Linked DNA regions of Homo sapiens: all the other regions are linked to region 1. Evidence: chromatin contacts called from ENCODE Hi-C or POLR2A ChIA-PET data. All regions are on one chromosome and are shown on one strand. The core of a region is the stretch at or near the end of the contact, and the rest is flanking DNA. Distances in the headings are between cores, read along the strand shown. Region 1 holds the start of LBR (lamin B receptor). Region 2 holds the start of ZNF678 (zinc finger protein 678). Region 3 holds the start of ARF1 (ARF GTPase 1). Region 4 holds the start of C1orf35 (chromosome 1 open reading frame 35). Region 5 holds the start of SNAP47 (synaptosome associated protein 47). Region 6 holds the start of BROX (BRO1 domain and CAAX motif containing).

Region 1 (4,757 bases), core at 1,717-4,216:
GGCACAGGCAGTAGTGACCCAAGATCGTGTCATTGCGCTCCAGCCTGGGTGACAGAGGGAGACACCATCTCAAAAAAAAAAAAAAAAAAAAAAAAGAGGATAAGTGCTGCAAACATACATATAGTATGTAGAAGAAGTTTCAAATAATTTTTAAATTGCTATTGAGATGGACATAATGCATCATGTTAATTGTGAGCTCCATTTCTGTGTGAATAGAAACCATATCAAACATCATCAGTAGAAATGTGTTTTTATCGGACAGCTTTTGAGGTACCTCTACCTTATGAATAAAGGCTTTCTGCAGTTTGCAGCATACAGAAGTTTGTTCCTTATGTAACAGTACCAAAAGAATCCAACTGGATCTCACGCCACGTGAAACTTTACCTACACGTCTTTCCTGAAAGAGATGTTTCAATCCTGGGAACCGAGATCCTCTGGAGACCAGAGCCAAATAACTGCCACATTGGAATGCATTCCGCTGGGGGTTCCTGTATTTTATATATGAAAGCTTCCTGGCCGCATGTGTGTTTTGGTTGGCTTTAGTGGCAGGACTGAAGGGTTTTGCTTTGCTTTTGTTATGTGAATGGGGAAAGGGGCTTTGCCACTCATGGCCTCATTAACAACAATGGTGCCAAGATGCGGACTTTTAAGTGACTTTTACTTTATAGATTCTGAAAACCCACAACTTGCTAGTTGTGAGTGACAAGCATCTTTCTGAGAACTTTCTGAAAATTCCCCACTTCCAAGTTTACACAGCCTTTAGTAGACTTAAAAAAGAAGAGAAAAATACCAAACAGTTCCTTTGTTGAGAAAGCAGCCTACATATAGATCTGATTGTTCATGGTATGTTTGAGTCCACGAAGTAGAAATGAACAAAAATTATTGCTTAGTTTTCCTGATGTCAAATCAGTTTTGTTTTAAAAATGTCATTAGTAATTTATTAGGTAAAATGTTAGCTAAGCTAACTCTAGTTAATTTACAAAGTTTTGGCTTCATTTTGTTATGATGAGACTTTATAAACCTGATCTTTAAAATAAGGTTCTTAAAATTTTTAAAAATTTATTTTATTTATTTTTTGAGACAGAGTTTCGCTCTTCTTGCCCAGGCTGAGTGGCAGTGGCATGATCTCAGCTCATTGCAACCTTCACCTCCCAGGTTCAAGCGATTCTTCTGCTTCAGCCTCCCGAGTAGCTGGGACTACAGGTGCTCGCCACCGTGCCCAGCTAATTTTTGTATTTTTTTAGTAGAGATGGGGTTTCACCATGTTGGCCAAGTTGGTCTCGAACTCCTGCTCAGGTGATCCAACCGCCTCGGCTTCCCAAAGTGCTGGGATTATAGGCGTGAGCCACGGCGCCTGGCCAGGTGTTTTTTTTTTTTTTTTTGAAACGAATCTTCTTCTATTTCACAAGTGGAAATCATCCAGGAAATGTGCACCTCAAGGGAAATCCAGTGAAATCTTGATTCTGGGTAGAACATATGAGAAAAGAATAGTGTAGCACTCACTGCTTGGCTATTTGGGATAGGATCTGTCTTAGGTCCCCATAAGCGCTTTTATTTCTGTGTAATTTACTGCAAAACTCTATGAGGTAGGACTAATATTATCTTATGTCAAGGGTTAAGACAATTGAGACTTGGGGGTTTGTCAAAAATAAAAGATTTTCTGACTTTGGAGTGCGATGTGCATTTCTGTTGCACAGATCTCCACCAAGGGCAAATTCGATGGCAATGACAATTTGATGTCAGAACTTCTCAGGAAAGGCTCTGATGAACTCATTCACACTGCATGTGAATGACTGAGAAAACTCGATGTATTTTCACTTTTTTTTTTTTAAGAAGTAAACCTGGGTGTTTTGTAGTTCTATGAGAAAATGAAAGCTGAAGCTAGGCTATAGATGAAAAGTTCTATTCATTATTACAATTTAATAATGCTTCCAAAATAGCAATTCACTTAAATATACCTAGTTAGGGTGTTAAGAAATACTTTGATTAAAACCACACTGCAAAATAGGGAACTTCAATGGACTGCTTTAAACTCTCGACCTCAAAGGAAGGAAATCAACTAACCGATAATGAAAACTAGCAGAAAAAAAAAAGCTTAGGATCCGTAACAGATTCGGAGTCAACAATGACATGACTCAGCATTTTGGGGTTCAATTAAAACCAGGCTTGTAGGTTGCAGGTCAAGTTGTGTTTCGGTGTGTAACGCATAAAACTTCTTGTTCCACGCTCCGCGGTGTTGGGGATTTTCTACTGCATCTCGACAGCATCTCGGGTAACAACCGAGCCCCTCCTCGCAGCGTAAGTCGTAGGAGCCCTCGGCCATTCTTCCCCCTCCCTCCCGCCGCCGGTCCCAGCATCGGTCCGGGTTCGCTTCTACGCAGGTTCAGCGGCCGCGGACACAAAAGCGCCCCTGCTCGCCTTCGATGCCGCTGCTTGGTCCAGGGGCTTCTGTGGGATTTTAACACGCTAAGGAGGGCACTCATAGTGTTTTACCGAGAAACGCTTTCGAGCTCGGATCTTTGGTGATCACTTCAAGAATGTATTAGTTTTCTTTGTAGCTTAAAAAAAAATCTCGTTCGCCAAGCCACCTGGCACCCCAAACACTGCTGCGAGCGCTGGGAGGGAAAGGGCGGGAGCGCGCGGGCTCCGTGTGCTGCGAGGGCGCCTGGGCGGCTGAGATAAGGCGGTGGCAAACGTCGCGCTCCGGGCCGCCCCGCCAGACTCGGTTTCCCCCGCTCACCGGCCTCCCCGCCCCCAGGCAGGGTGGGGCGGGGCGGACGCGCCACGGCGCGCGACCAATCGACAGCGCCGGGGATGATTCAAAAGGTCGAGGAGCCAATGGGAGCCCCGGGCGGCCTCGCCGGTGGGGAGGGGAGGCGAGGGGAGGGGAGAAGCGCCGCGAGGCGGGGCCGGGGAGGCGCGCGCCCGGCTTGCGGGACTGCGGGGCGCGAGAGCGCGGCCGGGTAGCGTCGCGCGCGTGGATCTGCCGCCGGGTTGCTGTGCGACTATTCTCCGGGAGCCGTCCGTGTCACCGCCGGAACCTGGCGCAGGTGAGTGCTTCCACCCCCGCCCTGCTCCCAGCTCCCCGCGGCGCGTTCTTCGAGGGGCCGCTGGGGGAGGAAGCCCGAGGCCGGCGCAGCGGCCGGGCCGGGGACCCTGGGCGCGGGGCCTGGCGCGGCGGCCTTCCCCTCCTCTCCTCGCCTCCTCGTCTCCTCCCCTCCTCGCCTTTTCTGGCCCAGTCGGGTGGTCGGGGCGGCGGCGGGCGAGGCTGGAGCTCGCCCGAGCCGGGCCCGCTGCGGAAATGGAGCTGGGGGTTTTAAACTGCGGACGTTTCCCTCCATGTTGGCGGCGCGGCGCGGCTGTGGAGCGGCGGCGGCAGGGAGGGTTCGTGGGCGCCTTTGTCCTGCCCCACCGCAGCCTGGCTCCCGGCCCCTCCGAGCGCCCGTCTGACAGATGAGCAGGCGGCCCCGCGGTCCTGCAGTAGGAGGCTGACAGGGCGCGGCGGCCTGGCGGGACGGGGAAGGGTCTGCGGCCGAGGTGGGCTTAGATTCGCGCTGCTTGTCACTGGCTTTGAGGGTCGTGGTCGTCGCGGTTTGGTGATTCTCCAGGCACACTGCATGGCTGCTCGCTCCTATGCGTTGAATTCCTTCGCCCGGACAGTCTCAAAAATCGGGTATTTAGGCGGGTGTGCGTGTTCCTGCTAAAGCACGGTCCTGCTTTTTCACCTTTTTGAGGGTTCAGAAAAATGTTCTAATGACAGCCAGCCTCGCACTGCCAGTAGCCTCAAGGGGCACTTAGTAAAGCACTTGCTTTCGGAGGGCTTTGTTGAAGGCGCTTTCCCAGAGTGATTACGGGGCCCGGTCGGGTGTTCACACGAGGGCGCGGTAGATACCGTGGTCCGCGCGTGGACACCTGCAGCGCGAGGCGCGGCGCCTGGGCAGTGCCAGGGTGAACAGGCCCCCGGGGACCTTGCACGTAAACACGTGTAGATCTGTAGTTACGCATTGTAGTAACTGGTGTGTGGGAGAAGATGGAGCTACGGAGAAGAGCAGAGGGATCCTAATTTAGATTAGGCAACAAGTCCAGTTTAAGTTTTGTTTCTCAGGCTGCCTGGGAAGAGGGAGAAGAACGAGCAGGAGGGGAATGATGAGCTGCCCAAGGATGTTTATGGGGAAGAAGGCGCTTCTGCCTTTACAGCCAGGAAGGTGGCCTTTCTGTTGCTTCATGAAGCAAAGGGCGCGGAGCAAGGCCCGGGGTTCCTGTTTGCATTTTGCCTAGTGGGGCTACCGGGGCTCAGGTGTGAAAAGGAAGCTGTCCAACGTCATTCGAGCGTCTTGCTCTATGCCACGTTTAGATGAATTTGGAGAAGTGAAGGAAAGATGGCTGGAGACCCCTGTAATGTTAATGAGCAGAGAATTGTTGTGTTCACAAACAGTAACATACCGGAGCTGGAATGTGTGAGGATTGCAGTGCCAGTTGACTCTGAAGTTAGCGGGCATCTGGCTTAATAGAGAAAAACCTGAGGGTCTCCGTGTTTTTCCTGTTTATGGCGAATGAGGACATTGGGTGCAGTGAACAAAATTTTTCTTTACAAACACACTTGCCTAAAACATCTCTTGTAAGAAAATCCTGTGTGTATCTTGACTCCTGTAGGTGAGTGCATAGTGAGTGACACGAACAAATGTGGGGCTTTTGTGTGCCATCCTGGCTATTTCACTCCTGTGGGGGAATATATTAGGATGTGATTGCACTGTATC
Region 2 (5,033 bases), core at 1,260-3,759, 2.1 Mb before region 1:
GAGGAGCCGGGCGCGGTGGCTCACGCCTGTAATCCCAGCACTTTGGGAGGCTGAGGTGGGCGGATCACGAGGTCAGGAGATCAAGACCATCCTGGCCAACACGGTGAAACCCCGTCTCTACTAAAAATACAAAAAAATTAGCTAGCCGGGCATGGTGGCGGGCTCCTGCAGTCCCAGCTACTCGGGAGGCTGAGGCAGAATGGCGTGAACACGGGAGGCGGAGCTTGCAGTGAGCCAAGATCAGGCCACTGCGCTCCAGCCTGGGCGACAGAGCGAGACTCCGTCTCAAAAAATAAATAAAAATAAAAAAGAGTGGCTGAGGATACAACCAGCTGTAAAGTTTCCAAAGTTTTCAAAGATTTTGTACAAGGCGTCTGTGCCTAGGAAAGATAAAAAGCAGAGTGGCACAAATATTTCTTTACAATAGAGTGCCAAGAGGTTATTCTCTGCCTTCACAAACAGATAACAAATCTTTAAAGAGTTCCACAAACATGGGTAACTAGCGAAACCCAATCTCTACAAAAAAATAAAATAAAAAGAATTAGCTGGGCATGGCAGCACACACATTTAAGCCTAGCCACTCAGGAGGCTGAGGCAGAAAAATCACTTGAGTCCAGGAGTTGGAGGCTTCAGTGAGCTATGACAATGTCACTGCATTCCAGCAGCCTGGATGACAGAGCAAGATCCTCTTAAAAACAACAAGTCAGGCGTGGTGGCTCGCCCCTGTAATCCCAACGCTTTGGGAGGGAGAGGCGGGTAGATCACGAGGTCAAGAGATCAAGACAATCCTGGCCAACATGGTGAAACCCCGTCTCTACTATAAATACAAAAATTAGCCAGGTGTAGTGGCGCACGCCTGTAGTCCCAGCTACTTGGGATGCTGAGGCAGGAGAATCGCTTGAACCCAGGAGGCGGAGGCTGCAGTGAGCCGAGATCACGCCACTGCACTCCAGCCTGGCAACAGAGCGAGACTCCAACTCAACCAAAAAAAAAAAAAAAAAAAAAAAAAAGCCGGGTAGGGAAAAAACAACAGGCCAGGCGTGGTGGCTCACGCCTGTAATCCCAGCACTTTGGGAGGCCAAGGCGGGGGATCACGAGGTCAGGAGTTGGAGACCAGCCTGACCAACATGGTGAAACTAAAATACAAAATACTAAAAATACAAAAATTAGCCGGGGGTGGTGGCGCGGGTCTGTAATCCCAGCTACTCAGGAGGCTGAGGCAGGAGAATCGCTTGAACCCGGGAGGCAGAGGTTGCAGTGAGCCAAGATCGCGCCACTGCACTACAGCCTGGGCTACAGAGCGAGACTCCTTCTTAAAGAAAAAACAAAAACAAACAAAACAACAACAGCAACAACAAAGAGTGCCCTCCAATGTTCTGTGAAAAAATGATTAATTAAAATATTGTGCCTGGAGTACGCAATAAAAGACAAATAGCTGACAGTGTTGTGAACTGAAGAGGTGATGGTGGTTTTTATGAATTTTGGAAAGAAACTGAAAATTTAGTATTTTATTGCAGGCCAGAGTCAGGCTGGGAGAACAGAGGAGTGGATTTAAGACCCTGCTTTCCATGTTATTTGGAAAATGCAGGGGAAAAGCAGTCTCTTGTGCAGTGTTAAAATAATTAGCAGGCAATTAGACTGAGGTGGCTCTAGTGTCTTGCGTTTCTACATGAAAAAGAATATTAATAGCTCAAATGCATTTCTTGTTAATGACTGCCTTAAGTAGAAACAAAATCCAAGTTCAACCAATCACAAAACTCCAATTAATCAGTAATTAAATAACCAGGAAATTTCCACCTGGACAGTCCAAATAAGGTGACTGTAACTGTCGTCAATTATTAAATTTGGCTTGCTTCCTCATGCACCTTACAAAAAAGTTTTTCCTTCAAGCACCTCCTCCATAAACCCACAAGCCACACACCATAGCTGGGCGCTCTCCCATTCATGAAACTCCCTTTCCTCAAACTCTTCAAAGCTTTAAAAGTGACTCCATTTTTCACAGGAAAAAGGATGGACTGCACAGCTAAGATAAGCCCCATGGAACAGCTCTTCCCACGCATGTTTCGCACACCGATTTGGCTTCTCCCCGATGACCCTCCCCTCTGGACAAAGCACACAGTCTGGGGGACCCGCGGGGCTGCGGCTTCATAGCCGCCCAGAGAGGCCGGGGCGGAAGCCGCGGCGCAGTGATGGGAGGAGAATCCCGCGGCGGCCTGGCCCCGCCCCTACCCAGAGGTGACAGATCCCACAGGTGCCAGCCGGGACTCCGGGCCGCGGACTCTAGTGCTGACGCCGGGAGGCCGGACCGCCATCTTGGAACACCCTCCCGGGAACTCTCACCGTTTTCCGGCTTTCGGGGTGTCCTGGCATCTTAGCTATGTAACTCCCAGTACCTGCAGGTCACAGGGAAACCAGACACTGCAGCAGCAGAGTCACCAGGGCCTCCCGCAGCTGGGGATAAATAGCCGAGAATACGGGACCAAAGCTCCAGCTGGAGCACAAGACAAAGGCCCCGCCAGATCCCGGAAACCCCCTCCGCCTCTCAAGCTGCGCTCCTGATTGGACAGTTCCCACGTCAATGTCCCTGATTGGACAGGGCTCCAGGACCCGCCTCCTTTGGTTATGAGTGACAGGAGATGAGGTCAGCAAAGGGGTTGAATGAGACTATTAACAAAATGGGCAATTTTTTTTGTATCCTTCCAAAATTGTTCCATGTCTTTCCATGCATACCATCTTTAATAAAGGGCGCACTCTTAAGCCAATCTGCAATCTCTGTTCCTGAGTGTCTAAACAACGTCATCATCATCTTCTGTTGGAGAAAAACCTGAAGATGAGTTTTCCTCCCAAAGCACAGAACAGTCAGAAGCCGAGGCGTGCTTGGGAATGCTGGCGGGTGGAAAGGGGAGGCGCATTCCGGTGCGCCTGTGGAACTGTCCTTGCAAGCAGGACCCAGGTCCAGAACAGCTATGCAATGCATGTGTTTCTGACCAAAGGGGGCCTGCTGTCCACCCGCCTCTTCTGCTGGGCAGGGCAGCGCATGGTTGGGGTATTTACACCCAGGCAGGTGTCCCAGGCCAGTCCCCTGTCAACCCATCATAATAAAAAAGTCAGAATCTATTTTCAAAAGTATATTCAAAAGCATATGTTTAGGATACCTACCTGAGAGCATAGACTAAAGTTGCCCTGATTATACATTCCAACTAGTAACCATTACAAGTGGGTTTTAAGAAAAGAGGCAGTTCCTAAAATTTTCATCAAAAATTTACATTAAAATCCAGAAGTCACTGACTGGCTATACATTGTTCTTTGTATCACAAATTCCAGATGAGACAGCTAGTTAGGAACAACATACCTTTAAACAATTGCCCCTGGGAAAGGGTGTGGAGATGTGTCTCAAATCCCATACTCAAGTCTCTCTGGGCCAGAAAAATCTTCCGTACCTCACAGAGCTTCAGCTACTTAGAGCTATTCTTTTCTTATCTCCATAGTCAGTACACTTGGACCCTTAACAAGAAATAAGTTCAAACAGAAAATTTGCCAAGCCACAGGAATAATGGCCTGTCAGTGCCCTTCAGGAAGCTGATTGTCACTTTCCTTCAACACCCTTTCCACAGCTTCCCCCCAACACACACACCCTGGATCCCGGGAGAGAGGGGCTGAGACGCACCCAGACACACCTCGCTGCCCCTCCTGCAAACATACACCCACACACAGACACACAGACAAAGACACAGACACAGGCAGCTTGAAGGAGAGCAAGAGAGAGGGATGGAGACATAGAAACGGAGGGAGAGAAAGACAGTGATAGAGAGGCAGAGTGAGTCAGGATTGAGAGAGAGAGAGAGAGAGAGAAGGCTACAGAAAGAGCACGAGGTGGAGGGGGAAGAAGAAGAGAGAGGATGAGGGACTTACAGAGCCATAGAGCCTTGGAGAGGGAGTGTTCTGCTCCGGTAGACAGGGCCCCTTTGAGCAGGACAGGGTAGGGTGGAGGGTGCTTGGGCTGGGCCAGAACAGGGTGGAAGGGCTAACGGAGTGACCCAACAGAGCCCTGAGACGTATTTTTTGTTGGATTGGTTGCTTTGGTGGTGCGTTTCATAGGACTTTTCCTTTGTTGGCTCCTCCCTGTCCTCTTGGTGCGGTGGGCCCCGAGATTTGTAGAGTGCAACCGTCCCTCTAGCGAGAGCTGTGGCACCGAGCATGCCCACGGGGCAGAGGCCTGGGTCTGTCTCGTGTCCTCCGGAATGGAGTTTATACGAAGTTGGTGGCAATGGGATTCCGAGTGCACAGGGACGGTTTTCCTGGTGGCTGGAGAAGGCAATGTCCTTCCCCTGGGGAAAGTAGCCCATGCGTTCTGGAGCGGAGGTCTTGGCTGGTGTCTTGTGGGGCCCGCTTCCCCTGCCCGCCCCTTCCCCCGGCTTGGACAGTGCCAGCGGCGCTGGATGAGTGAATTAAATTCCCTGGGCGTCCCGGGAGAGGGAAGACACCCTGGACGGCAGGGAACCCGCCCCTGAGCCTTCGAGGTTGGCCCCGGCCCGGCCCTCCCCGCCCCGCCCCGGGCAGCGAGCTGGGCTACTGATGGGGTGGCTGCCAGGCGGAAGAGCTGGGAAGCTGCTAACTGGCGGTGCTGCAGTGGCGGACGCCCCACGAGGAGGTCCCAGGGTACCGCGAGGGCGCAGGCGGGCGGAAAAGGAGGAGCAGAGTCAGGGTGCGGTTGGGAGGCATCGCGATAAAAGGAGGAAAGTGGGAGGGACCGGGAAACCAAAAAGCCTACAGCACCCGTTATTCCCAGGCGGTCTCCCAGTTAAGTACTAACCAGGCCTGACCCTACTTAGCCTCGAGAGATCAGACGAGATTGGACGCGTTCAGGGTGGTATGGCCATAGACGCCTGGCAGCCCTAAGAGCTCCGCTCAGTCTTGCGCGCCCGACTCCAGGCATCCCGGCAACCCCGGGTCCACGGGGCTCGGATCAAGTACCCCTGAGCTGCTCGCCGGCGGCCGGGCTGGTCTGCTCTCCCCCTCTACCGGCCGCTCTC
Region 3 (4,687 bases), core at 1,950-4,449, 2.7 Mb before region 1:
AGTATTTTAGCCAGGAAATGGGAGGCAGGCCAGATATGTATTTTGCAATCCACAACTATAGACTTCTAACTTCCTGAAATGTTCATGGACTGAATCAACTCTCCTGTCCACTTCATGCTGTACACCAGCAGTGAGCCCTGGGCCTCAAGGGTGTGGGAGAATGTCTGCCTTCTAAACAGAATCATTTTCAATTGCTGTGCCTGTGAAAATCTGCCTGCCTTTTATGCTTTCCCTGTCTCTTCTCTTGTCATTTAGGCTTCTCCTGTTATCAGGGCCTGTAAGAAGCACCACCCTTCCCAGTCTGTTGGCTGACAACCGGCTGCAAGCCCTTGTTACCACTGTGTGAGAACCAGGAAACCAGGATTAGTCAAGGACTTTATGGCTTATCAGCCAGCCTCACTGTCTCCCCATCCCTGTAGGTGGCTGAGTGACAGGACCCTGGGGGAGGACCTGAGAGCCTCCTGGGAACAAAGAGCATCCAGGACATGTCTGTCAAGTCGCTAACAAGGTCATCTGACCCACCTGAGAATGTGAAACTACCTATCTGGACGGTGCGGCAGCTGCGCAGCTGTAAGGCAATAAATGCAACTATGCCTTAGAGAGCTTGTAACAATCACAGGAGAATATTAACCTGAGGATGAAGGCAAGTCCTGGAATCCCAACATGAAGGGGCCAAATCTTTTCCAAAAGACCACTTCAGACGCTACGGGCAGAATGCCCCTACCAACCATCCACGCCAATGAGGAGCAGGCACAACACAGAAAACACAAGTTCTCATAATTTAAGATCCCCACTGCGAGGCCTTTTCGTGTTTCTCTCCCAATTATCTTTGACAGTGCACTCTATTTCCTTTCACCCTCTTGAATTTACGGAGGTGAAAGGTCAAGGGGAGAGAATGCCTATGAGAGACAGTATGGGCCCGCCAGCCCAGGCTGGCTGCAGCCTCTTGCTCAGGAGAATGGTCACAGCTCAGGAAGAAGTGTGTAGGAAAGCTTGGTGGAGCCTGGCCTGTGAGTAACAGCAGGTTTAAATACACCAAGGAGACATTTAATTTGAAGAATCTAAAAAGAACTGCTTCAGTTCTCTGAAACCATGGTCATATACTACTCCACGTGTGAACTTGCACAAGTTTTTTTCTCTTAGGTCTACTTCCATGATCACCGCAGCGGCTGACAGTCCATATTAAATTCTACTGAACTGAAAAATGAAAGGTCAAATGCATCTTCCTATAGTTTCAAGCCTGTCTGGTCCGTAGGGGCAGATGAGCAGTTGAAGATGTCTGAATGTCCTCTCCATATTGTGCAAGAGGTACAGCCCATAGCTAGACCACATGATGTACAAAACCAGAACTGTGAGGGGCACAGAACCAGTTTTTGCTTTTCACTCACAGTCATTGTGTGACTCAGCTGTTGTCCAAACCAACTGTTTCAAATCTTTTTCAACTAGCAAATCCGAAAATCTGCCTCACAGGCAACAGCATATTCCTACTGCTGCAGTGATTTGGATTTATTTTCAACAAGATACGCCTGAAGACAAGTGACAGCTATTCTCCAGTCTACCAACATGTGAAAACATGGACAACACACTCTAACAATGTGTCCAATGAGATGTGTGACTAACATTTACACTACTCAATTCTTCTCAATTTTGGACCCAGCTAATAGTACGGCATTTCAGGACCTTATGGTTCTGGCTACCTAGGCAGTGCTGGTGAAAATTCAAATTAAATGAGGACACCATCCATGCGGTCACACGTGTTAGACAATGGCTAACGCAACAGCAGAGGGCCACAGGGGCCGCACACAACTGCACCGCGGCATCTCACACTCCTCCCAACACACTGCGGAAAACGCCAGAACCACCAGCCTTGCAACAGCCGGCAAAGAAAACTGCTGACCACTAGTTCTGAAACAAGAACTACAACTGCCCACTCCAACAGGGGCAGTGGCACCAACTCTACAGCTCTCAACTAGGCGGCGACTTCGGGGACCATCCAAAGCCTCCGACCTCCCTTCTTTTCCTGCCCGCGATTCCGAGTGCATTTCTGCTCAATTCCTGCAAAGCAGCAACTGGCTGCCTGGACTGAAAGGGAGTGCCAGGAGGTGCCGTCGGAATGGTTATTTAACACTCTAGGTGCGCACGGCTGTCCAGCCCCAATCTCACACGCCGTAACCACCCAGGCTGTGCTCCGAGAGAGCGCTGGGGCCGGCCTCTGCGGCCTAGAGTCTGCGAGCAGGTCGTTCCGCAGGCAGGTTAAAGATTCAGGTAGGTTAAAGATTCACCAGCTCAGAAGAGGCCTTCTTATCTACTGCCGACAACGTCAAGGAAACCACCCTGGAGTTAAAGCGAAGATCGACCGGCCCTCTGGAGGCCACCGGTGCCCTGAGTGCTGACCCCAAATTGCGTCTCACTGGTGTGAAGGGAGGCACTCTGGGCTCCCCCGGAGGTCCACGCATTCCGTTCAGCAGACAGGGAAGGGCACGGGGTTCCTGTCCACCTGCCCGCCCGCTCTCACCACCCCTGACCCGGTACCGTCTTCACAGCAAACACGAACTGGATGGAGTCGGGAGGCGAAGATGCAAGCCCCCACCACCTACATGACCTTGACGGCGTCTCAGGCCGCCCGAGCCTCAGTTTCCCGGTCCCCGAGGCGGGGGTCCGCCCGGATGCCGCTCGCTCGCCTGTACTCGGGTGGGGGAGGCCCCACGACCCCCACCGGCCCCCGCGGCCGCTAATCCCAACCGTCCACGCGCGGGCGGCCTCGGGAAACGAGAAAGGCAGAGGCGAGGGAAGCAGGAAGCCCAGGTTTCCTGGAGAAGAGCCCGGCGTCCAAGCGGACTTCCGGGCGACGGGCGGGGGCAGGGACAGGCAGAGGAGGACAAGCGGCCGCGAGCGACTTCGGGAACCTGTGAGGGGTGCGAGGAGCTCACCGACCCGCCCGTCCGCCCAGCCCCGACTCCGGCCGGGCCCCAGCCTCAGCCCGGCCCGTCTGCGTCCGCCCCCGGCCCGGCCCTGTCGCCGCCGCCGCCGCGGGGGTCGACGTGCCCTTCGCGAACCTCAAGTCGCCCCGAGGCCAGTCCCCAGCCCCCGCCGGCTCCAACGTCTCTGCGGCCCACACCGGCCCGCGCCCCTCGCCCTCACCTCAGAGGCTGCTGCTCCGAGCCAGGCGTTGGTTTTGCTCCCACAAGATGGCGGCTCTGACGGCGGCCACGTCAGCGCCTCCGGGCGCGGGGCACGCCGGGTAAGGGGCGGAGACGCCGGGAACTCCGCCCACCGTGCGCCCGCGACGCAGGCGCGCTGGCTCCGGTAGGGCTGCAGGGGGCGGGGCCGGGGACACCCTGCCCCGGGCCGCGGTCTTAGCTCGCGCGCACCCTAGGGGCGCGCACCCGTCTGCGCCTGCGCCTGTGAGTCTTCCGCGAAGACAGCCTGTGGCTCACTCCCGCCCGTTTGGCGTATTTGGAGACTGAGGCCCGGGGGGCTCCTGCAGCAACTGGAGCTGCGGGGCTGGTTGCCACCTTCCTCCTCCCACACCCGGCAGTCACCGGGAGGCCTCGGGGACTGCGTGAGGACGGGGGTGCGAGGCGCCCCTCGCCGGGGTTGGGGTTCCTGGCTCCCAGGCTGCGCGGGTCCACGTGCCCCGGCCCTGTGGAAACCTGTGGCACTCGCGGGGCCACGGCGGAAGGTCCGAAGGCGGGAGGCTTGCTGTGTCCCCGCACTGGCCTCGGCGCCCCGGCGGCCGCAGTGACGCGCGGGCTCATACCTGGGCCCGGAGCAGACGCCGGGGAGCTGGCCGCAGATGAAGCAAAGGAGGAGGTGGCCTGGGGACCCCGGGGTGAGGCGGGGGCCGTGGGGGTGGGGCCCAGGGTTGGGGACGGCCGCCCAGAAGGGAGGTCACAGTGGTCTCTAATGAGCTGGCCTTTAAGCTGAGATCCAGTTGAGGCGGAGGAGATCCCGCTCTCAGGCACCTGAACAGAGGACCGTTGCAGTCCCTCTGTGTTCCGTGTGCTGGAGGCCTGGCTCTGCCCACCACCCTCAGGTCTTCTTGCCTCTTCCCTTGTGCTGCTGTGAGGGGTTGGGCTTGTGGGAAAGTGTCCCTGCAGCACAGTGCCCTGGGTATTGTGGAGGTCGGGAATCAACCTGATTTGTGCAGGCCGAGGCCCGGGGGCAGGGCCTGAGGGGTGGGATCACTGGGCCTGGCCCAGGCCTCCTGCGCCCCTTTGCTGCCCCCATCACCTACGTTGCTTGCCCCTTGGGCAGGGCGTCCTCACTGCCTCTGGAGGCTGCGATGGGCAGATCTCTCCCCCAGGGCTGCACCTGCGGGGGCTACGAAGGTCCCCAAAAGCGGTGACCCTCCTGCCCCCAAATTTAGTCCCTTTTTCTGCCTGGGGCTCCCTTCCGAAATCTCACCTCTGTGAAGCTGTGGCAGGGTTGTCTGTTTAGGGGAAGGACGTCTCCCACCCTACAGGCATCTCAGATACTCTTGGAAAGCCCCAGGGAGGGTTGTGGATGCCTGTGGAACCTTCTGGTTGTGCTGCCTCTCCCTGCTCAGCCAGAGCGGGGCCATGTGCGGACATTTCACGGGGGTTACATGTGGTTATGGCCTCTTTAGGGCTGAAGGGACCTGGCTTTGGTTCTCTGCTGGCAGAGCGTGGCCAGGGGTGGCTCCAGGGTCACTGAGCGGGGATTG
Region 4 (5,062 bases), core at 2,520-5,019, 2.7 Mb before region 1:
GAACAATTTATTTTAAAGATTGAAAGCTTTGAAGGGAGAGACCAATAAGAATGTTTGAAAATTAAGCTAGCATAGGATGGAAGACGTAAGTTGAGAGGAAGGCCTTGGGCTGTCCCCCCAGTAGCTCTCAAGGTCCCTCGATCCACATGGACGAAACTTGGTCTGTCCCCTGCAGATGCCCATAGATCTGGACACCCTGTCTCCTGAGGAGCGCCGGGCCAGGCTGCGGAAGCGTGAGGCTCAGCTCCAGTCGAGGAAGGAGTACGAGCAGGAGCTCAGTGATGACTTGCATGTGGAGCGCTACCGACAGTTCTGGACCAGGACCAAGAAGTGACCGTGGCTCCAGCCACCCCGGGACATTGCTAAGATGGGAGGGCTGTTCTTAAATCACTCGTTCTTGAAGCTGCCACCTGGAGTCTGTGTCTGTCTCCCCACTTGGTGTGTGCCCCAGACTGGCAGCTCATCCCCTGAAAGGCATCAGCTCAAGCACAGAGAGAGCTCAGTGGACTAGCAGGGTGAGGGTTGGTGTAGATCAAACCTGTGGGTTTTGGACACTGCTCTGGGGCTGTGGTGCACGTGGACAACCATGTGGGCAGTACCCAACACCACCAAGCTCTAAGCTCTGCCCTCCCAGCCTCAGGGGCACCAAGGTGACTGCCCTTCTGACAGCACAGTGGCCCTCAGGTTGGTTCCTAGGAGGGGCTGGGTGTTCTGGGACTCAGGCATCAACCTTGGTGGGGCAGTCCTAGGACCATCTGGACCACAGCCTGCAGCTCCCTGCCCTGGCCCTGCATTCCCAGGCTGCCCCAGGGAAGGTCCTGCCCTGGGAGGGTCCCCAGAGGAGCAGCCAGCCCTGGTTGTCCTTGACTCTTAATGGGGTCTGCAGAGCACTGCAGTTACACACAGCCCAGGGAGATCCACGGACCCTGCTTCATCTGTCCAGAGGCTGATTTAACTCAGGACCAGCTCCAGCTAATGTGCAGGCACCTTCCACACGCACAACAACCCAGGTTTTGGACAGCTCAGGGCCCAGACTGCTTCCTGTCCCTGTCCTGGGATGTTACTGGGTCCCACCTGGCAGGCTGTCTCTCTGACACCTGGAGTGCCCGACAAAGACTTCTTGCAGTGGTGTTCTGGGATTGCCAGGGAGGTGTGGGAGTGTGTTCTGTCATGCCCCTGTGATGACAGTGCTTATAACTGAGGAGCCTGGGCAGTGTCCCCACCTTGCAGGCCCATCCCTTGCCCCTTAAGCTTGTTCCTGGCCCTCTGCTCATCCCGCTGGCCTTCAGCTCTGCTGAGAAGAGCCTGCAAGGGATGTCCTCTGGCCCTGCCCCTGTCCTTGTGACCGAGCAGTGCCTGACCTCACGTGGATGGGCTGTGTGGCTGCCTGGGACTCTGCCTTGCAGGGTTACTTCCTGAGCAGCCTCCCTGGAGCCCCCGTCTCTGAAGTTGTGGCTCAATCCCTGTGGCATATAGAGCCAGCTGCCCGGCCACTCTGTGCACTCACTTGGCCCCCCCCCTCCACTACCCAGCCTCCTCCCACTATAGTGGGTTCCCCTGGGATCTCCACTGCCCCTCCACTCCCTGACCGCCACCCTCCTGGGTCCAGCTTCGCTGCTGTCACAGAGGACACCACTGTGACCAGTGCCCCCAGCTGGGCCTCCACCCAGCAGGCACAGGCCATGCAACCTCCACCCTGGTGACCCCTCCTCCTGTGGCCTACGGCTTGTCAGGCTAATGGGCTCAAAACTGACCAGGTCTTCCCCACAAACCTGGTCCTCATGTTGACAGGTGGCTGCTTCATCCTCACAGTTGCCCAGACCAGAGCCTCAGAGCCGTCCTGGACTCCTGCCCAATGTCCACCTGGCCCTGCTATCCCCTCTCCACCACACCTGACATCCAGTCAGTGGTCAGACTCCACAGCTGGGCCCTGCCCACATGGCCCAAGTCCACCCTGGCCTGGCAAGCTGCAATGGCACCCAGGAGATGATGCCCTACACCCCAGGGAGCCTTCCTGGGAGTCGGCCAGTCACCTTCTGTGTGCCTGGCTGTGGCCTGCTGCTCTGCCCTCGCCATGCACCTGCTCCATGATGAAAGCTCATGCAGTGCCTCATGAGGGAGATGGCAGCCAGTACTTGCTAAGTAGATAGATGAGCCAGACGTGTGGCTGTCTGCCAGCCTGCTCTAACAGCCTGACCCATGGACTGGGTCACTAAGAAACAGAAATTTCCCACAGGACAGTAGACCTGTATTTCATCCAGTTCAACCTGTGGCTGGAATTGCCCCAAAAGTGGTGGCAGTAGAGTTCCCACAAGGGAGTGCCCCACACCATCCTGAGATGGGGCTGGTTAGGATTCTACAGATTGAGCATGCCAGGGTGATTCGCCCAGAGCATTTATTCGTGGGGCTTTTGTACAGAGTGGGCTGCAGCAGTTCTTGCAATAGGCAGTGAGAGAAATGAAGTTCTCTCTAGGTATGTCCGTGGGGGAGGGGGTTGGTGAATGGAATTTATATGAGGGTTTGAGGAATCTGGCTCAGGCTGAGTCCAGTTTCTTTCTGTGTTTTGAGCAACAACCTAGTTACTGTCATCTGTGCCTGGGAACGTTCATGGCTATGGCTCGGGTTCAAGTCTGCAGAGGAAATTATACAGTTGGCGAAGTCACAGAGTGGCCAAGGGACTCTGTTTCTCAGTCAGCACTGGGAATGAAAGTGGAAAGGGGAAGCAGGGGTACGTCACAACCTCCAAAATCAGGGTGCCCAGCACGCTGAGGTTCTGGTAAGGGGTTTCTTCCAGACTGCAGACTTCCTTCCCGCTGCCTTCACACAGTAGAAAGCTGCACAAAGCTCTTGGGGTCCCTTTTATGAAGGCTCTGTCCTCATGACCTAGTCACCTCCGAAGCACCAACGCCTTGGGGTGAGGATTTCACATGGGAGTTAGGGTGCACATTCAGTTTAACACGGCAGGGATAGGACCAGTGCTCTGAGGGTGTCTGGGTAGCTGCTGGTTCATCCAGAAGTTTACTGGGTAATACTCAGAAATTCCACAAATCATTAAGGTCATTACCTTGTTAAGCTCCCGATATGGAATCGCGACTAGCAGTGACCAATTGGCGGTGTTAACTAGGCGCATCTTGTGTGTTTTCTTTTTTCTTTTTTTATGAGACAGGGTCCGCTCACTCGTTCAGGTTGGAGTGCAGTGGCGCGAAGTCCTGGGTTCGAGATCCTCCCGCCTCAGCCTCAAAGCGTTGGGGCTACAGGGGCGCGCGCGCGCCTGGCCCATTTTAACTTCTTATTTTTGAGACAGTCTCGCTCTGTCGCCCAGGCGGGAGTGCAGTGGCGCGATCTCGGCTCACTGCAACCTCTGCCTCCCGGCTCAAGTGATTCTCCTGCTTCAGCCTCCTGAGTAGCTGGAATTACAGGTGTGCACCACCACACCCGGCTAATTTTTGTATTTGAGTAGAGACCGGGTTTCACCATGTTGGACAGGCTAGTCTCGAACTCCCGACCTCAAGCGATCCGCCCGCCTCGGCCTCCCAACTTGCTGGGATTACAGGCGAGAGCCACTCCGCCCGGCCCCGTTTTAACCATTTTTAAACTTCCAGTTCAGAGGCGTTCCCGCGCCCGGCAGGGTAGGCGCAGTGCGCAGGCGCCCAAAGCCGACGTGGAGGTGATGCGCGGGAGCACAGATCCGGGGCAGTGCGCTGCGCAGAGGCGCGCGGCGAAGCCGAGTGGGCGCGGGAGTGACGTCACGGCGCGCGACGCGGAGGCGGGGTCGGGCCTGGGTCCGACGGTAGTGGGTAGCGGGTCTCGGGTTGCGGGTTGCAGGTTGCAAGCCGCAGGCCCCAGGCAACTGCCTTCCCGGCGCCATGTTCGGCTCCAGTCGTGGAGGCGTGCGCGGCGGGCAGGACCAGTTCAACTGGGAGGACGTGAAGACTGACAAGCAGCGGGAGAACTACCTGGGTGGGTGCGCGCGGTGGGCGGGCTCCGGGCTCCGGGCTCCGGGATCCCGGGCGGGCGCTGGACTCACAGCGTCTACGTCCGCAGGCAACTCGCTGATGGCGCCGGTAGGCCGCTGGCAGAAGGGCCGCGACCTCACCTGGTACGCCAAGGGCCGGGCGCCATGCGCGGGCCCGAGCCGCGAGGAGGAACTGGCAGCCGTGCGGGAGGCGGAGCGCGAGGCGCTGCTGGCCGCCCTGTGAGTGTCCGCGGACGGCAGCGGTCGGTGCCTGGGACGGCGCTGCCGGGGCAGGGTGGGGCCGGGGCCGGGGACTGGGGGTCGGGCTGGGCGGGAGCGGGGCTGCGGGGACTCGCGCGGGCGGGACCCTGAGGACGAAGGCTGGAGTGGTGAGGACCTGTGGTGGGAGGAGGTCCGTCCGTCCTGACGCCTGCCCCGGCCCTCTCGCAGTGGCTACAAGAACGTGAAGAAGCAGCCCACGGGCCTGAGCAAGGAGGTAACTCCCCGGGGTGGGGGGCGCGTGGAGGGCCGTGGGTGTGGGGCCGACTCGAGCGCTCCCTGTGCTCTCGCACCTGCAGGACTTCGCGGAGGTCTGCAAGCGGGAAGGAGGCGACCCCGAGGAGAAGGGCGTGGACCGGCTGCTGGGGCTGGGGAGCGCAAGGTGCGGGCGGGTTTCCAGGGGAGGGCAGCACTGGGCTCGATTGCTCGGGTGAGGCGGACCCCTGCCGTACTGTCTTCATCGCCATGTCCCTGCAGTGGCTCCGTGGGCCGCGTGGCGATGTCCCGAGAGGACAAGGAGGCCGCCAAACTGGGGCTGTCTGTGTTCACGGTAATCCCCCGCCCCGCCTGACCGCAGCAGGGGCTAACAGGGGTGGGGCGGGGCGGGGGCACTGAACGGAGCTCCCCGGGGCGCTGCGGGGCGTGGTGTGGGGCCGGCCCGCAGACTCCTCCGCAGAGCTCGCTTCTCCCGCAGCATCACCGCGTAGAGAGCGGCGGGCCCGGGACCTCGGCAGCCTCGGCCAGGAGGAAGCCGCGGGCGGAGGATCAGACGGAAAGCAGGTGAGGCTGTGCCACCTGGGCTAGCTGTGCCCCGGGGTGGGGGGTCTC
Region 5 (4,450 bases), core at 1,947-4,446, 2.3 Mb before region 1:
AAGGTCAATTAATTGTCAATATTGAGGTCAATATGTGGCAAGATGTTACAGCATATTGTTAAATAAAAAACAAAAGACTAAAAGCAGCAAAAGTTTATATATGTATATTATACACGATGGAGAAAGAGACTGTGTATGTGTGAGTGTGTGTGCATACATGTGCGTGAACGTATAGGCAAGGACTGGGGGGAGAGAAGAGTGGAGAGAGAGAATGAATGAATGAATGAATGTATGTGTGAAGGAATGTAGAAAAGCCGGCTCTACACCAGGAATAAAAAACGGTCATCTCGGCTGGGTGTGCGGTGGCTCACGCCTGTAATCCCAGCACTTTGGGAGGCCGAGTCGGGCAGATCACAAGGTCAGGAGTTCGAGACCAGCCTGACCAACATGGTGAAACCCCGTCTCTACTAAAAATACAAAAATTAGCTGGGCGTGGTGGTGCGCGCCTGTAATCTTCGCTACTCAGGAGGCTGAGGCAGGAGAATCACTTGAACCTGGGAGGCGGAGGTTGCAGTGAGCCAAGATCATGCCATTGCACTCCAGCCTGGGTGACAGAATAAGACGCGGTCTCAAAACAGCAAAAACAACAAAACAAAAAACAAAAAACAAAAAAACCAAAAAAAACCAAAGCAAAAAAACCCCAGTCATCTCTGGACGGAACTGGAGGTGATTCTTTCTCTGCAACTGTAACTTCTCCAGACATTCTGATTCTCTAGTGTAAAAAAAACCCCAATAAACAATTGCATACCGTGATCACACAAGCCACAATAGGGCTGACTAGGAAGGGACCATAGCACGCACTGAATCACACAATCCCCAAAACAACTCTCCGCCTCCTGTCCCTGCCCTCATATCCCACCTTTACCTGGACTCAGACTCCCAAAACTCACTTTCCTCCTAGTCCTCCCTCCAACTCCTCAGACCTTGGTCCTCCCTCTTCTGCTCCTCCCTGTTCTCCTGGGTAAACCTCACACCCCTTGGAAAGAGTCTTCCAGCAAGGCTCAGAGCCCCAGCACTCCTAGAACCTCCCATATCCCCACTTATAAGAGTAAATAAAACAACATTTCCATTGCTTCATAAAGGGAAGGCAGGTGCCCCTCTCCCGCTTAGGATGCCTCTGTTTGGTCTGGAATGAGATAGCCCAGTGTCCAGATTTTACAAGACACAGTCATGGTCTGATGGCCCCTAGAATGTCATCAGACCTCCAAACCTAACTCAAAGGCCTCGCACTGTGTGCAAACCAGCACAAGCTGCCTCTCATTTCTCTGGGAGAGATGAGCGGTTCTAACTGTTCCTCCTTCCACCTCCCTGTCAAGACGCCTGGGAAATGCTGCCCAGACTCTGCACTCTCTCGCAGAGCACCTATGTGCACACAGCCTGCCAGGCTTCGGGGGCAATAAATCTGCTATCTTTCCTTCTGCATCCATGTGGGTAGCTTTGAGCTGATTTCTCCAGCACACCAAGACATACATCACATAGGGTCCCCCATGGCCCCACTTTCGTGTCCTGGCCGAAAATCACAGAGTACCCTGATCCCTCTGTGCCCCAACCACAGGTTTTCCCCACCAGGCTTCAACCCAATCCAGGGCCTTTAACATTTCCAGGCATGGAAGAAAGTATCTAGGTTTACTACAAAGAAAACGGCCTTGGCCCTGAGCCAAATTCCTGAAACCTTCCTATAAACTCCATAACCCACACCCCTTCCAAGAGACATACCTAGGGAGGACATCCCTTTTCCCTTACTGCCCGTCTCGAGGACTACCGCAGCCCACTCTATATGAAAGTTCCCCTAACAAAACCTCTAGGCAGGGCCTGGCGCAGTGGCTCACACCTGTAATCCCAGCACTTAGGGAGGCCAAGGCAGAAGGATTGCTTGAGCCCAAACGTTCAACACCGGCTTGGGCAACACAGAGACCCTGTCTCTACAAAAAAAAAAAAAAAAAACAAAAACAAAAAAACAAAACTAAGCTGGGCATAGTGGCTCATGCCTGTAGTCCCAGCTACTTGGGAGGCTGAAGCAGAATTAAAGAATTCATCAAGCCCAGGAGGTGGAAGCTGCAGTAAGCTGTGATGGTGCCACTGCATACTGTCTCAAAAAAAAAAAAAAAAAAAAAAAAAAAAAAAAAAACTGCTCTGGGCTTACCATGCATTTAGCACTTCTTTCTTTGGTATCCCAACTGGTCCCACCTGAGGATAGTGTGGGGAACTCCCTTGCCGCCACTTTTGGGGTAACTCCAGTTGCAAGTTTGGCAAAACACTCCTCATGTCACTACTCCGATGTCCTCCCACTTCAGCCCTGCTCATGTGTACACAGCCCCAAATCCCTACCCACACTCCCACCACACCTTCATTTCACACCCTCCCTCATTCCCCACCATCTTCTCCAGACACCCGTCATCCCCTGGGGCCCCTTGCCATGCCCTCCAGGTCCCCTGTGGGCCCCATTCGCCCATCTAGGTTACCCTGCCCCCTCCAGCCCTCCCACCATTTTCCTCCAGGTCCCCACCATCCTCTCTAGATCCCATGTCCCCTCCAGGTGCCACTGATCCCTCCAGGAACCCACTGTCCCCATCCCTTCCAAGTGCTACCGTCCCCTCCAAATCCCCACTGTCCCCTCCAGGTCCTCAATGTCCCCATCTCCTCCAAGTGCCACCGTCCTCTCCAGGTCCCCACCGTCCTCTCCAGGTCCCCACTGTACCCATCCCCTCCAGATCCCACCGTCCTCTCCAGGTCCCCACTGTCCCCATCCCCTCCAGGTCCCACCGTCCCCTCCAGATCCCGTCTCCATCCCCTCCAAGTGCCACCGTCCTCTCCAGGTCCCCACCATCTCCTCCAGGACCCTACCATCTCCGCTAGATCCCACCATCCCAGGGCCCCCCAGCTCTCCCTCTGGGTCCCACCGTTCTCTCCGGGTCCCATCATCCCTGGGCGCCCCCGCACCGCCGCACTCCCGCCCCCAGAACCGCCTCTGTCCCCGCCCCTCTCCCAGCGCAGCCCGCATACCCCCCACCCCCCGGGGATGCGGGAAGGAGGGCTCGGGCTGTGTCAGCCACAGCGCGCGGACTGAGCCGAGGGCGGACGCTACGGCTTGGCTTGGGCCGGGCGCCCAACAGACCAACACCGTCGCTCACCTGAGGGACGCCAGACGAGTCCCAGAGCCGACCGCGGCGCCTCGGCCGCTCGGCGCCTGCGCAGTGAAGACCGCGGCGAGCCGCGCGCATGCGTGCAGGCCCGGAGCCCCAGGCGCTGGCGGGGCAGAAACGCGGCGCCCTGCGTCTTCTGGTTCCGAGGCTGGTCCTCACCGTTTCCGCTCCGGCGGAAGTGAGGAGGAGGGTCCTTCGACCCGTGCTGAGCTGGATGGACCGCGAGACGCGCGCCCTCGCCGACAGCCACTTCCGAGGCCTGGGGGTCGATGTCCCCGGCGTCGGCCAGGCTCCGGGCCGGGTAGCCTTCGTCTCGGAGCCGGGCGCCTTCTCCTACGCCGACTTTGTGCGGGGCTTCTTGCTGCCCAACCTGCCCTGCGTGTTTTCCAGCGCCTTCACGCAGGGCTGGGGCAGCCGGCGGCGCTGGGTGACGCCCGCGGGGAGGCCCGACTTCGACCACCTGCTACGGACCTACGGTGGGGCGGCGGCCGCAGACCCCGGGCGGGGAGGAAAGGCCGGCGGGACCCAGGCCCGGGAGGCCCCCGCCTAGAGAGGGGCACCAGGGAGGGTGAGGGAGGCCAGGCGCGTGGCCCCTGGAGAGTTCCTCTGCAGACGGTTTGGAGTGAGGACGGGGCCCAGGGAGATGGCATGGACCGTGCCTTTCATTTCAGGAGACGTGGTTGTACCAGTTGCAAACTGTGGGGTCCAGGAATACAACTCGAACCCCAAAGAGCACATGACTCTCAGAGACTACATCACCTACTGGAAAGAGTACATACAGGCGGGCTACTCCTCTCCCAGGGGCTGTCTCTACCTCAAAGACTGGCACTTGTGCAGGTAATGGGGCTTGGGACGCACCGAGGCGCTGCCTTCCCTAGCGCTGCGTGAACCCAGAGGCCTTTCTGATGAAGGTGGCCCCTGGGTGCACAACGGAGCTATTTTTCCCCGTGAGGCACTTTAATCAGTTTAAAAGAAACTGGATTGTCTTCCGCATGGCTGCAAGTGTTGTTCTTTGGGAGGTCAATATGGTTTTTTTTCCTTTTTTTTTGAGAGAGATCTCCTCAGCCTCCCTAGTACCTGGGATTACAGGAAGGCGTCTCCACTCCCGGCTTTTTTTTTTTTTTTTTTTTTTTTTAAAGAGACTAGGTTTCACCATGTTGCCCAGGCTGGTCTTGAACTCCTGAGCTCAGGTGATGCATCCACCTCAGCATCTCAAAGCACTGGGATTATAGGCATGATCAGTACTTTCTAATAAGCAGAACCATTGTAGTCAGACTGCCCCGCCCCCTCCCCCGCCAGCAGCGTCT
Region 6 (4,786 bases), core at 148-2,647, 2.7 Mb after region 1:
GACAAAGCTGGTTTTGAGGAGCACCACATACTTAATGAATAGAGAATACAGTGTGTACCCAACGAAAAACTGAGCAGGTTTATTTAGGACTCAAAACATTTAACGAGTTATTTCAGAAAATATCATCTTCTACACATCTTCCATATAAATTCCGATAGCCTAATACAGCATCTATGTGCCTACAAATAATATCACACTCAGCACTTGAGGCTGCGAAATCTTCCACAAATACTTCTTTTAATGCGGCCTCCTACTTCCTGGATGAAAATGTCTGAAGTTTTGCGAATCTTTACTTCAGGAAAGAAGAGGGTTTCTGCCCCTGCCCCATCTTCTCCCCTTCTGCGACCCGGCGGTCTTCAGTTTTCGGGAGTTCCTAGGGTGGGATAGAAGAACGACACACCCACCCGCAGGGACAAGGGTGCCTTTAGAGCCACCAATACAACATTCGGATCGAAGCTGTAAGCTAACACACTTCCACAAGAGGACTCCCGCTCCTAACAAGGGACCCCCACCCCGGAAGCCCCGAGTCCCCAGAGGAACCTACCTGAGCGCCGCCCCCGAGCTCTGAGCGCCCACTTCCTGTTTACCACCCAGCCTCTTCCTCCCGTGCCCAGTCCCGTTCGAGGCAGCGGGCGGCGACCGTGCGCACGCGCCAACACTTGAGTTCCCCTCTTTCCAAACAGGCATTTTTGTGGAAAGCCGATACTGTCAACCCGGGAGAGGTGGCCAGACAACGGCCGAACGAACCCCAGTTTAGCTTGTATTATAAGCTCTCCAATGACCAATGGAGATGCGGGGCAAGGGGATTCAGCGGATCTAGCTGTTAATGCCACTGATTTGTGGTGACCAATATGGATTTTCTTTCTGTCGTTTGTTTCAAGGCACTAGAAGGAGACTTTTGGTCCACTGTCCAGGGGTCTATGGAGACTAATGTAAAAGGGGGTGATCCTATTGCTTGAGACTCCGGGGAAGTAGCGGGGGATATTACTGAGAAACACCCATCCTCTGACATACTTACCAAATTTCTCAGAGTCGGTTCAGCAGTTCTTCTAAGGGAAGAAGGGCAATATATCGGAGTCCACAAGCGAGAAAAAGAGGGAGTCGGAGAACCGAGACTACAGAACCAGGGTGACGGAAAACCAGGACGGCGCCAAGCCGGAGTCACGTGACCCGGCGGCCATGATAGCTACCGAGGCGGTAGTGCGCGCAGCTCAGGGGCGGGTATTGCCGCGGCGTTGCAGTCCCCTCAAAACGCTTCGTTCATCATCCCTTTCTAACTTCTCCCTCGGCCTTCCTTTTGAGCTATGGTCTTTTTCCCAGACAGGAAGAGAAGAGTTGCCCCTACCTCCGGAGCCGAGGGAGAATGCCGCAATAGCGATGGCGGCCCTCGGCGCAGTGGGGCGGCCTCAACCTAACCCGGGGCGGGGCCTCGGGGGCGGGGTCTCGGCGGGGCGGTCGCTTTGGAGCCGCAAAGTTTGGCTGTGGCGGCAAATGGGCTTGGGCGGCTCCTCGGCGGGTGGCGGTGGTGGCCGTAGCGGTTCCTCCTGGCCCTGTTAATGTCGGGGCCAGGCCGGGGGAGGATGGCGCCCTAGAACCCGGCCTTGCTGGGGTAGGGGCGGGAGGGGACGGGGTGGGGACCGGCCATGTCGGAGGTGACCCGGAGTCTGCTGCAGCGCTGGGGCGCCAGTTTTAGGAGAGGCGCCGACTTCGACTCTTGGGGCCAGCTGGTGGAGGCGATAGACGAGTATCAGATGTGAGTGACTAACCGCGGGAGCAGGCCAGACCGGCTCCAGTCGTGCGCCTCTCCCTTGTTTCTGTCGGTGTCTCTCATCACCGTATCTGCAGCCAAGGCTTCTCAGGGTGGGGCTCCGCAGGCACTGGGGCTGAGATCCCTCGCCACCAGCCCCAGCGAGGCTGCTCTAGGGACAACGGCTCCGCTCTCTGGGGTGACTCGCCTTCTTCCCTCTCCGCCTCCGCAGGGACAGTTCCATTCAACAGGTAGCCCTTCTTTCCTGGGGCGCAGGCCCCAGCAGGCTATCTGCTTAGTTCCTTTCCACCGTCTCGCGGGTCCCCCACTTGGCAGTCAGTTTCCTTTCCTCCTCCTCTCCCAGGTTGCTTTTCCTCGATTTCCTTTTGAAATTCTCTGAGGAATACTTGTGTGTTCTCCGCCCACGTTCCAAGGATGAGTGGCCTTGCTCTGTGTGTGTCTTCCTTCTTCCATGCGTAGGAAAGGAGGGAACTGTTTGCGATTGAGGGGATGGGGGGGAGCCCAGGAAGCAACGAGGGCCAGGGATACCTCTTCTGCCAAAAGAAGGGTCTCCTCTCGCGCTCCTTCTCCACCCCTCTTTCTGGTGAGCCGTGTTTTCAGAATTCCACCTCGATTTCGTTTCGGTTTCTGGGACTGTTATTTGGTAGGCTGTGAGTCCCACCCACCCCCTCGCTCGGTTGCCTTGGGTGGAGTCCGCGCAGGATGTGAACCGAAGAGAGCAAAATGTGAATTAATGGACCACGCACAGGAGCTCCACGCCCTCCTTGGATCCCTCCTCCTTTTCCTGTATATAATGTATAGCCGCAGGGTACAAGTGAGTACCAGTTTCCTTGAGCAACCTAAGACCAATTTCTTGCCCTTTCTGGTTTCCACAGAAAACTTCAGGGTTGTCTTAAAAAATAAAAGACAAGATTTATATACACATAAAACCTTGCTTAGGTTTTTGCACATTTTACTGAACTTAAGAACTGTCTGCCAAAATGCTATTGTTTGCAAACTCGCCATTAATTATTCTCTGTTTAAAGCAAGTTATTGTTTGAGATTTCACTGAGTATGAAACCACGTATGAGTAGAATACCCCCGGCCTCCCCCACCCCCCATCCGCCCCCGACACACAACGATTTCTGGCAAGAATATACGCTTGGTACTTGGAAGATCTAAACTCTTATCGTCTCCCCGCAATAGTTATTTGTTTTTATCTATTAAGATAATTTAAATGTGTAGGTACTGACTTTGAATCGCCTGTAGCTTCAAAAAGCTCTGACAAAAACCCGTGCTCTGAGCCATTTTGCGATGTGTAACAACTACTAGCATTTGTTTTGCACTTTCACATGATTTCATTTGCTCTTGCAATAACCCAGTGAGAATATAATTATTCTCATTTTACGAAATGAGGAAAACTGAAGCTCAGGTTAAACAGATTACTCAGGTCACAAGCTGATACCACTGAAATCTGGGATTTAAAAAAGAAAATCCAAATCCTGTCTCTACTACAGAGTGCTTAAGATGTACTGAGAGAGTAATTCTGTAAGTGAATTAGACAAATGATAAGATTTTCTTTATTACTGGAGAACACACCCTTCCATACTGTAGCCAATTAGTAAGCACCTATGTATACCCATTCTGTATATTAACTAATATTGCATAGTTTGAAATAGAAAGCCATCTCTTACTTGTGAGGTGGTGAGACCTAGCAGCTGTTGACACTGGGCAGCCGACTTCACAATGGAAAGTGAAGAATACCATGTCCAATTGAAATTACAAAGGAAAATTGAATATGCAAGCTGTTTAGTTTGAATTTCTAGGAACATGAAGGTGAGGGTGATAGGCATGTGCAGATCCATTGTTGGACCTCAGTACTAACCATTGAACTTCATGATTCTAGTAGTCCTCAAATTATAAAAACTGCCAGGGTCAAATTTCAGTGAAAACATGTAATGATTGGCTTAAATTCTGTAAACATGTAGGCTACATATAAAATGAGGTCAAGAGTTTAAAATTACCTAATATATCCAGAAATGAATGCAAATTATCTTTTTCATTTGAAATATCTGGGAGGAAAGGCTGCAGCAAAATAGACCAATTGGGGGCCACTATAATGATGTAAACAAGAATTGACAGGATTTAGTTACTGACTGGATGTCGAGGGTGTAGAAGGAGGAAGAGTCTAGGATCGTTGGGATTTCTAATTGGGTAGGCAGCAATCTTATCGCCATACAACACACAGGAGCTGCTTTATGCGAGGGATGTAGGGGGAGAGATAGTGCATATCTGTATTCTCATAATGTAATAATACTGTAGCTTAAACAATTTCATGACTCAACAACTAAGGGTTAGGGATACAAAGATGAATAAAATTTGATTTCTGCCCTCAAAGCACTGAGAAGCCAATGGAAGATTTTAGAGTAACTGGGTGTTGCAATTACGGAAGTATGAAAAGAGTAAGTGCTCCCACATTCCTTGCTATTTCCTGGAACATAGTTCTGCCTTAGGGCTCTCGTATTTTTTTTCTGGGGCACTTTTCCCCCCATTATCTGTTTGGGTCACTTTGTCACCTCCTTCAGGTCTTTGTTCAAATATCCTCAGTGAGGCTGTCTCTGGCCACCCTGTTTAAAATTGCAAAGTCTCTTGTCCAACCCCACTGCCTCTATCTCAGTTTCACACCTCCTGCTCCCCATCCTGCTTCATTTTTTTCATTTTTTTCCATGGTACTTACCACAATCAAAAATATATTTTCTTTTTTTGTTTGTTTTGTTTTTTCTGAGACAGAGTCTTGCTCTGTCACCCAGGCTGGAGTGCAGTGGCGCGATCTCGGCTCACTGCAACCTGTGCCTCCCGGGTTCAAGCAATTCTCCTGCCTCAGCCTCCTGAGTAGCTGAGATTACAGGCGCGCACTACCACGTCCAACTAATTTTTGTATTTTTAGTAGAGACCAGGTTTCACCATCTTGGCCAGGCTGGTCTTGAACTCTTGACCTCGTGATCCACCCACCTCAGCCTCCCAGAGTGTTGAGATTAC

Evidence for each region. Hi-C counts contacts between places; a loop is a spot of excess contacts on that map. ChIA-PET counts read pairs that join two places held with the same protein, here RNA polymerase II (POLR2A). Pooled maps may share reads with other maps.
Region 2: a map of naive thymus-derived CD4-positive, alpha-beta T cell shows a loop between it and region 1 (7-fold over the local background). The contact joins the promoter of ZNF678 here to the promoter of LBR in region 1. A Hi-C loop is called at or near these places in 1 of 168 maps with a recorded cell type or tissue (naive thymus-derived CD4-positive, alpha-beta T cell) and 7 of 50 pooled maps. POLR2A ChIA-PET finds 5 or more read pairs at or near these places in 1 of 52 experiments (GM10248).
Region 3: a map of ascending aorta shows a loop between it and region 1 (9-fold over the local background). The contact joins the promoter of ARF1 here to the promoter of LBR in region 1. A Hi-C loop is called at or near these places in 1 of 168 maps with a recorded cell type or tissue (ascending aorta), 1 of 37 single-sample maps with no recorded cell type and 10 of 50 pooled maps.
Region 4: a map of B cell shows a loop between it and region 1 (9-fold over the local background). The contact joins the promoter of C1orf35 here to the promoter of LBR in region 1. A Hi-C loop is called at or near these places in 2 of 168 maps with a recorded cell type or tissue (B cell and naive thymus-derived CD4-positive, alpha-beta T cell) and 7 of 50 pooled maps.
Region 5: a pooled map shows a loop between it and region 1 (5-fold over the local background). The contact joins the promoter of SNAP47 here to the promoter of LBR in region 1. A Hi-C loop is called at or near these places in 1 of 168 maps with a recorded cell type or tissue (naive thymus-derived CD4-positive, alpha-beta T cell) and 6 of 50 pooled maps. POLR2A ChIA-PET finds 5 or more read pairs at or near these places in 1 of 52 experiments (GM12878).
Region 6: a map of aorta shows a loop between it and region 1 (11-fold over the local background). The contact joins the promoter of BROX here to the promoter of LBR in region 1. A Hi-C loop is called at or near these places in 2 of 168 maps with a recorded cell type or tissue (aorta and naive thymus-derived CD4-positive, alpha-beta T cell), 1 of 37 single-sample maps with no recorded cell type and 12 of 50 pooled maps.

What each region holds. Positions count from the first base shown.
Region 1 is chr1:225,426,247-225,431,003 of GRCh38, reverse strand. It overlaps LBR (lamin B receptor), which reads left to right and starts at 2,966. Exons shown (of 14, transcript NM_002296.4): 1 at 2,966-3,050. RefSeq lists a silencer at 2,550-3,379 and enhancers at 3,212-3,883, 3,884-4,556.
Region 2 is chr1:227,561,032-227,566,064 of GRCh38, reverse strand. ZNF678 (zinc finger protein 678) reads right to left here and starts at 2,509. Exons shown (of 4, transcript NM_001367909.1): 1 at 2,341-2,509. It also overlaps the pseudogene RNA5SP77. RefSeq lists an enhancer at 2,274-2,553.
Region 3 is chr1:228,081,220-228,085,906 of GRCh38, reverse strand. It overlaps ARF1 (ARF GTPase 1), which reads right to left and starts at 3,199. Exons shown (of 5, transcript NM_001658.4): 1 at 3,142-3,199. RefSeq lists silencers at 2,813-2,912, 2,943-3,762, 3,773-3,902.
Region 4 is chr1:228,102,032-228,107,093 of GRCh38, reverse strand. C1orf35 (chromosome 1 open reading frame 35) reads left to right here and starts at 3,769. Exons shown (of 8, transcript NM_024319.4): 1 at 3,769-3,960; 2 at 4,045-4,195; 3 at 4,406-4,451; 4 at 4,534-4,616; 5 at 4,712-4,784; 6 at 4,929-5,014. The coding sequence starts at 3,867. MRPL55 (mitochondrial ribosomal protein L55) reads left to right here. Exons shown (of 5, transcript NM_181463.3): 5 at 176-409. The coding sequence ends at 334. RefSeq lists enhancers at 2,842-3,561, 3,562-4,282, 4,283-5,002, 5,003-5,062 and silencers at 4,005-4,274, 4,435-4,604, 4,855-4,934.
Region 5 is chr1:227,734,181-227,738,630 of GRCh38, reverse strand. SNAP47 (synaptosome associated protein 47) reads right to left here and starts at 3,196. Exons shown (of 5, transcript NM_053052.4): 1 at 3,132-3,196. It overlaps JMJD4 (jumonji domain containing 4), which reads left to right and starts at 3,329. Exons shown (of 6, transcript NM_023007.3): 1 at 3,329-3,619; 2 at 3,815-3,980. The coding sequence starts at 3,358. RefSeq lists silencers at 2,858-3,147, 3,608-3,807.
Region 6 is chr1:222,709,175-222,713,960 of GRCh38, reverse strand. BROX (BRO1 domain and CAAX motif containing) reads right to left here and starts at 1,397. Exons shown (of 13, transcript NM_144695.4): 1 at 1,019-1,397. AIDA (axin interactor, dorsalization associated) reads left to right here and starts at 1,470. Exons shown (of 10, transcript NM_022831.4): 1 at 1,470-1,753. The coding sequence starts at 1,644. RefSeq lists enhancers at 200-419, 788-1,702 and a silencer at 1,370-1,589.